Linked DNA regions of Homo sapiens: region 2 is linked to region 1. A link is an interaction called in ENCODE POLR2A ChIA-PET data of the cell type or tissue named here. Cell type or tissue: K562. All regions are shown on one strand. Region 1 has its middle 22 kb from the start of MRO. Region 2 has its middle 66 kb from the start of SMAD4.

Evidence for each region. ChIA-PET counts read pairs that join two places held together with the same protein. Peaks named below come from ENCODE experiments on the same cell type or tissue, not always from the same donor. Only the 100,000 strongest peaks of a DNase experiment are listed, where the experiment ranks them.
Region 2: POLR2A ChIA-PET joins it to region 1 with 5 read pairs; 2 of 35 experiments call an interaction of 5 or more read pairs at or near these places.

Annotation. Positions count from the first base shown.
Region 1 is chr18:50,839,606-50,843,605 of GRCh38, reverse strand. No RefSeq gene overlaps it. Among named protein-coding and RNA genes, the nearest start is that of MRO, 22 kb to the right of the region's middle. In K562, no CTCF peak of the experiment used is centred here; DNase peaks (open chromatin) are centred at 1,595 and 3,405.
Region 2 is chr18:51,094,558-51,098,557 of GRCh38, reverse strand. No RefSeq gene overlaps it. Among named protein-coding and RNA genes, the nearest start is that of SMAD4, 66 kb to the right of the region's middle. In K562, no CTCF peak of the experiment used is centred here; no DNase peak of the experiment used is centred here.

The DNA.
Region 1 (4,000 bases):
GATAGAGTCTTTAAAGAATTAATTAAGTTAAATGAGGTCATTAGGCCCTAATCTAACATGATACGTTTCTTTACAAGAAGAGAAGAAGATTAGGAAACAGACAGAGGGAAGACCATTTGAAGACACAGGGAAAAGACTCAAGCCAAAGAGAGAGGCTTCAGAAGAAACCAACCATATGAACACCTTGATCTCAGGTATCTAGCCTCCAGAATTGTGGAAAATAAAGTTCTGTTGTTTAAACCACCCCGTCTGTAGTACTTTGTTATGGGAGTCTGTGATAATCAATTTTATGTGTCAACTTAGCTGGGCCACAGTATTTAGATATTTAGTTAAACCTTATTCTGGATGTTTCTGTGAAGGTGTTTGTTAAATGAGATTAACATTTAATCAACGGACTTTGAGTAAAGCAGATGACCCTCCAAAATGTGGTTGAATCTCATCCAATCTGTTGAAGTCCTTAAGAAAATAAGAACTGACCTCCCCTGAGTAAGAAGAAATTCTGCAGACTGCCTTTGAACTTGAACTGCAACTCTTCCCTGGGTCTCCAGCCTGTCAGCAGATTTTGAACTTGCATATACAAAATTGTGTGAGTCAATTCCTTAAAATATATATTTCTTCCTCTCTCTCTCTCAATACACATCTTCTTGGTTCTGTTTCTCTGGATAACCCTGACTAACATATGGACCTAGCCAACTAATACAGTGTGTGAATTATATCTCAAGTCTGTGTTAAAAGAAAACTTAGAAGGATGCATCCAAAATGTTAACAGTAATTATTTGATGGCAGAATTTGTTTTAGGTTTATTTTTTGTTTAGTTTATCTGTACTTGTGACTTTTTGTGACCATGTGTTGTTTGTGTAATGATAATGTAAGAAAAGATTTCCATTCAGAGGAATGTTTAAAAGCAAGATTAGCTAATACAGAGCTAGAGGACATGGGGTAAGATGAGATGTAACACCACTTATTATGAAGATTTGAATGGCACCCAAATCAAATTACAAGTACTACAGCAAAAAAAAAAAAAAAAAAAAAAAAAATCTCAACATGGAACACAGCTATGATATATCTGCTAACACTCTTCCCTAGAATATATGTAATAAAGGAATTTTATTTTTCCTACGAAATCTATTTTTTCTGCCATTTTCAGTTTTTTTTTTACTTAATAAGCTAGCAAGCTTTTACTGAACATATGCTGTGTCCAAGGGCTGTACTAGATGCCGGAGATTGAAAACAAACAGACAATTAAGAAGTGTACACTTGACCGGGCGAGGTGGCTCATGCCTGTAATCCCAGCACTTTGGGAGGCTGAAGGGGGTGGATCACTTGAGGTCAGACCAGGCTGGCCAACATGGTGAAACTCTATCTCTACTAAAAATACCAAAATTAGCTTGGCATGGTGGTGCATGCCTCTAGTCTCAGCTCCTTGGGAGGCTGAGGCAGGAGGATCGCTTGAACCTGGGAGGCAGAGGTTGCAGTGAGCTAAGATAGTGTCACTGCACTCCAGCCTGGGTGACAGAGCAAGACTCCATCTCAAAAAAAAAGACGTGTACACTCTAGGGGAGAGAACAATGTGGTCCAATGTGATAAGGGCTCCCATGGAGAAAGCCAAGAGAGCTATTTGTGCGCATGAGAGAGGCTGCCAGCCCACAGGGGATGGAAACAGGAGGAGAGGCTTTTTTAATCCTTAGGACAACCCTGCAAGCTATAATTGTAATTCCCATTTTATGATGAGTAAACTAAGTTTCAGAGAGCTTAAAAAATTTGTCCAAACCTCTCGAGAAGTAGAAGAAAGGGATTTAAGCACAATTCTGACGCTAGAGTCCATATTCTTTCCACTATACCATATTCTGTGTGTCCAATGCATTGTCAAGTGGACAAGCAAACAAGTAGAATACACTGAAATAGAATCAATTTCATTTTTACTTTGAAGTAAGGATGTAGCTTTGTAGATACTATATGGTTTGTCTTAGTCTTAATTACCTTATTCTGCTCTTTTCACTAATTCTCATAATTGCCAATAATAATAGTAACAATAGGCCGGGCACGGTGGCTCACACCTGTAATCCCGGCACTTTGGGAGGCCGAGGCGGGCGGATCAAGAGGTCAGGAGATCGAGACCATCCTGGCTAACACGGTGAAACCCCATCTCTACTAAAAATAAATAAATAAATAAAATAGCCAGTGTGGTGGCAGGCGCCTGTAGTCCCAGCTACTGGGGAGGCTAAGGCAGGAGAATGGCATGAACCCGGGAGGTGGAGCTTGCAGTGAGCCGAGATCGCACCACTGCACTCCAGCCTGGGTGACAGAACGAGACTCCATCTCAAAAAAAAGAAAAAAGTAATAGTAACAACAGTTAACATTTATTGAATGTTTACTGTGTGCCAGATACTATACTCGGAGCTTAACAAAGGTTCTCTTAATCAATCCTCATAACAGCCTGATAAGGTAGGCTGTGGTGTTGTCCCTATTTTATAATCAGGGAGACTGAGGTTTCAAGAGTTATGTGGTAAGTGGCAAAGCTGGGATTTGATCCCAGATCTCATTCTAAGAGCAAGTTTTTAATCATTTTGCTGCAGTACCCCAAACCAGACAACTGGCAGCCTCAAAACTCATTGCTGCTTGCTGGATTTTTTTAATTAGAAGAAAATCCTGGAAAGTAACTGATATTCCACATCACAAGAGATGACCAAGAACTTCTCTTCTGTCTCTGGATCTCCTTGAGTTTCAGTGACTGGGCTCTGGAACTCTAGATCGTTCTGAGAGATGGACACTGGTGGGTGGGCTGTTTGGATTTGGGACCAAGGGTACCAAAATGGAGCCCTTTGCAGATTCTGCCTGGGTAGCAGCTCTTGTGTCCCATCCCACTGAAGCTACTCATGCCCTCCCCTCTCTAACACTCCCCACAGGAATCTGGTGGCCCCTTGAAGGGCTGGACTCTGTAAACAAACCAAACAGCATCCATAATGCTAAACCACTAGGGAGGGTTTGGAAGGGGGGGAAGAAAGATCCAGTTGTGCTTCCTTAGCCTTTGCTGCCCATTGACTGTGGTGCTCTTTTCCTGAATCTGCAATAGGAATGAGCTCACACAAGGGGCAGGCAACCAGAGCCTGTCCTGTAGCTCTGGTCCCTGGGGCTCCAGGTCCTGGGGAATTTTAGGCAGACAGAAGGAAGGGGAACAAGCCCATGGCAAAGGCTTTGGTTGAGAGCAAGAGAGAGAAACACCCACAGATCCACTAAACTTCAGTGTCAGGTAGATCCAGTCTAGGACAGAGGAAAAGATGACTTTCAGGATGTTGTTTGCTTCCTGTGGAAGTAAGTGCTCACCCTTTATCTAACTGACCCAGGCTGGACTTCCACAAGCGTAGCCCAGAGGCTATGGAGCTTAGATTACAGGACAATGTCTGACTTTCAGGAGGCAGGCACAGGGACGTGATAAGCCCCTGCTTCAGAAAACACTTGAACACTGTGGCAGAGGTCATGAACATCGCAGAGCCCCAGTTCACTGTTGATGGGAACAGGTGTATCCTCTGTTTTGGTGTAGGGAGGGTGAGTGGAGAAGAAACTTGCCCCACCTCTGATGTATCTGTGGAGCATCACAGTACCAGGCTGTGAGCAGGTCAGAGGCGAGTGTTAGGCATTGGTGCATTCTTCACCTGATGCCCCTGACCGAACGTGGTCCCCTGCCCAAGGCAGGTAGAGAACTCTGGAATCCATAGGAGGCTCTATTTCATGCAGACAAAAGAGACGAAAGAGCATTTGGTGCAGCGTCTGTGGGCTTGGCCTGGATCTGGCAAGTGGTAGTCTTCTGGGCATGGTGTGAGACCCTCAGGGCACATCTTGGGCACTGAGAACTGTGATGACTTTGGACAGTGAGGAGCTGTGCCCACCGAGGGGTGGTGAGAGTGTGGCCTCCAGGGAAGGCAAAACCTCCAGTGGCAGCCCTGCTGGCTTGGGAGGGGGCTCACTGTAGTCAGAACAGGTAAGTGCTCAGTACCCAAGG
Region 2 (4,000 bases), 250 kb before region 1:
GCTTTCCCAGCCTCTCTTGAGGCCAAGACAGGGACACATGATCTATGCTCTCCACCCACGTTTACCTGACGCACTTTGCTTTGTAGTCAACAGAAAGAAGTGGGGACTGTAAAGAATCTGGGCCTTTGGCAGGGCAGTTGCCTCCAGGCTCCAGAGGCAGCAAGGACAGTGATCTAGCAATAGCATCCAGGCCCCAGTGTTGGCGGTGCAGGAAAAGCTCACTGTGAGTCTCAGTTCAAGCCCGAGCCCAGCAACGGTAGTGAGAACTCCGCCAGACCAAATCTGCAATGGGATGTGGGGCAGTTCCTTCCTGACTCTGTGGACGCTAAGCCTGGGTGTCCTACTCTAGTGGAGATTCTGATTACTAAGCTGTATCCTTGACATAAATTTCTTATCTGCTTAAATTAGCTAAAGTTGGTTTCTTTGCTTACTAGATAAATCATGTCCTTAAGGAATTCATATTCTAGACAAGAAGCATAACACAGACTCCCTGAAACAAAAGGAAACAAAAAAGAGTAATTACACAAGTAAACTGGGTAGAACAAACCGGAAGCAAGAGGGATCATGAGGTGATCCAGGGATTTTGAGAAAGGCTTAGTGTGGATGAGCCATTATCCAAGTAGGAAGTGAGCCGGGCTCCTTCCCATGGCCACAGGGCTGTGAGACCTGCAGGCCCAAGGACCACCCTTTCCCTGAGGGTCCAGAAGAACAATACCAGAGCATCCATTGCTCTTCAGAGCCAGAGCTTCCTCAGCAGTGCTGGGATGAGCTGGGGTTCACTCCAGGCAGCTTCTTAGGGCTCACTCACTGAGCAGTGCTACTGTGATCTGGAGAACCTACTAATTTCATCATTCGAGGGAGCACAGCCCCCTACCCAGAGCAAGTTCTTCTCAGATGTGTCTGTTTCCTAGAGATCAGCCTGATATGAAAGCAGCACAGCACTGAGAGGGACACAACCTCCTCGAAGAGAAAGTTTCCAGTCCACCCATCAACACATCTCTTGGAGTACGTACAACAAGCAAGCACGTGCTAGATTTCATGTGTGGAATATTTATTTCTAAATAATTAGAAATAGATATTAGATCTTCCTTTCCAGCTCCTGGTCAGAGTTTCTAAAACCCTTATAATTTTCTAAGTGCTGAAAGTGGAAGAAGCATCTTTTGCTATATTTGGTTTTGTCTCCAGTTCCTGAAATAGCTCCAGGGTGATAAAAGTGAGAAGAGTGTCTTGTTATTTTCAACCACAGCTGAGTTTACATTAATGAAATGATCTTTGGGAAGCCCCTAAGGGTGGGGGAGCTGATTTTCAGGGGAACCAACCACATGATTAGAGGATTGGATTTAGTTTCCCCCTCCACCTCCAGGGCTGGAGATTTACTTAATTACCCATGGTCAATGATTTCATCAATCATGTCTTTGTAACGAAGCCTTGGTAAAAACCCTGAAGAACAGGGTTTGGTGCCAGGAGAGTTGTGTGAGTACGTAAAGATAAAGTTTTTTTTAAATTTTAGCCTATAATCCCAGCACTTTGGAAGGGAAAGGCAGGAGGAGGGAGGATTGCTTGTGCTCAGGAACTCAAGACCAGCCTCCAGCTGGGTGCAGTGGCTAATGCCTGTAATCCCAGCACTTTGGGAGGCCAAGGAGGGTGGATCACTTGAGGTCAGGAGTTTGAGACCAGCCTGGCCAACATGGTGAAACCCTGTCTCTACCAAAATATACAAAAATTAGCCAGGCATCATTACATAATGGTAAAGAGATCAATGCAACAAGAAGAGCTATCCTAAATATATATGCACCCAATACAGGAGCACCCAGATTCATAAAGCAAGTTCTTAGAGACCTACAAAGAGACTTAGACTCCCACACAATAATAGTGGGAGACTTTAACATCCCACTGTCAATATTAGACAGATCAATTGAGACAGAAAATTAACAAGGATATTTGGGACTTGAACTCAGCTCTGGACCAAGCGGACCTAAGAGACATCTACAGAACTCTCCACCCCAAATCAACAGAATATATGTTCTTCTCAGCACCACATCGCACTTATTCTAAAACTGACCACATAATTGGAAGTAAAACATTTCCTTAGCAAATGCAAAAGAACGGAAATCATAACAAACAGTCTCTCAGACCACAATGCAATCAAATTAGAACTTAGGATTAAGAAACTCACTCAAAACCACACAACTACATGGAAACTGAACAACCTGCTCCTGAATGACTACTGGGTAAATAACAAAATTAAGGCAGAAATAAATAAGTTCTTTGAAACCAATGAGAACAAAGACACAACGTACCAGAATCTCTGGGACACAGTTAAGCAATGTTTACAGGGAAATTTATAGTACTAAATGCCCACAAAAGAAAGCAAGAAAGATCTAAAATCAACACCCTAACATCGCAATTAAAAGAACTAGAGAAGCAAGAGTAAACAAATTCAAAAGCTAGCAGAAGGCAAGAAATAACTAAGATCAGAGCAGAACTGAAGGAGACAGAGACACAAAAAATCCTTCAGGCCGGGCGCGGTGACTCACGCCTGTAATCCCAGCACTTTGGGAGTCTGAGGCAGGTGGATCACGAGATCAGGAGGTTAAGGCCAGCCTGGCCAACATGGTGAAACTCTGTCTCTACTAAAAATACAAAAAATAGCCGGGTTTGGTGGTGTGTGCCTTTAGTCCCAGCTACTCGGGAGGCTGAGGCAGAAGAATCGCTTGAACCCAGGAGGCGGAGGTTGCAGTGAGCCAAGATCATGCCACTCCAATCTGGGCGAACTTCAAAAAATCAATGAATCCAGGAGCTGGTTTTTTGAAAAGATCAACAAAGTAGATAGACTGCTAGCCAGACTAATAAAGAAGAAAAGAGAAGAATCAAATAGATGCAATAAAAAATGACAAACGGGATATCAGCACTGATCCCACAGAAATACAAACTACCATCAGAGAATACTATAAACACCTCCATGCAAATAAACTAGAAAATCAAGAAGAAATGGATAAATTCCTGGACACATACATCCTCCCAAGTCTTAACCAGGAAGAAGTCAAATCCCTGAATAAACCAATAACAAGTTCTGAAATTGAGGCAGTAATTAATAGCCTACCAACCAAAAAAAGTCCAGGACCAGATGGATTCACAGCCAAATTCTACCAGAGGTACAAAGAGGAGCTGGTACCATTCCTTCTGAAACGATTCCAAACAGTAGAAAAAGAGGGAATCCTCCCTCATTTTATGAGGCCAGCATCATCCTGATACCAAAACCTGGCAGAGACACAACAAAAAAAGAAAATTTCAGGCCAATATCCCTGATGAACATGGATGCAAAAATCTTCAATAAAATACTGGCAAACCAAATCCAGCAGCACATCGAAAAGCTTACCCACCATGATCAAGTCGGTTTCATCCCTGGGATGCCAGGCTGGTTTAACATACACAAATCAATAAACGTAATCCATCACATAAACAGAACCAATGACAAAACCCATATGATTATCTCAATAAATGCAGAAAAGGCCTTTGACAAAATTCAACACCCCTTCATGCTAAAAATTCTCAATATACTAGGTATTGATGGAACGTATCTCAAAATAATAAGAGGTATTTATGACAACTCCACAGCCAATATCATACTGAGGGCAAAAACTGGAAGCATTCCCTTTGAAAACTGGCACAAGACAAGGATGCCCTCTCTCACCACTGCTATTCAACATAGAATTAGAAGTTCTGGCCAGGGCAATCAGGCAAGAGAAAGAAATAAAGGGTATTAAAACGGGAAGAGAGGAAGTCAGATTTGTGTCTGTTTACAGATGACATGATTGTATATTTAGAAAACCCCATTGTCTCAGATCAAAATCTCCTTAAGCTGATAAGCAAACTCACTCAGCAAAGTCTCAGGATACAAAATCAATGTGCAAAAATCACAAGCATTCCTATACACCAATAATAGAGAGCCAAATCATGAGTCAACTCCCATTCACAATTGCTACCAAGAGGATAAAAT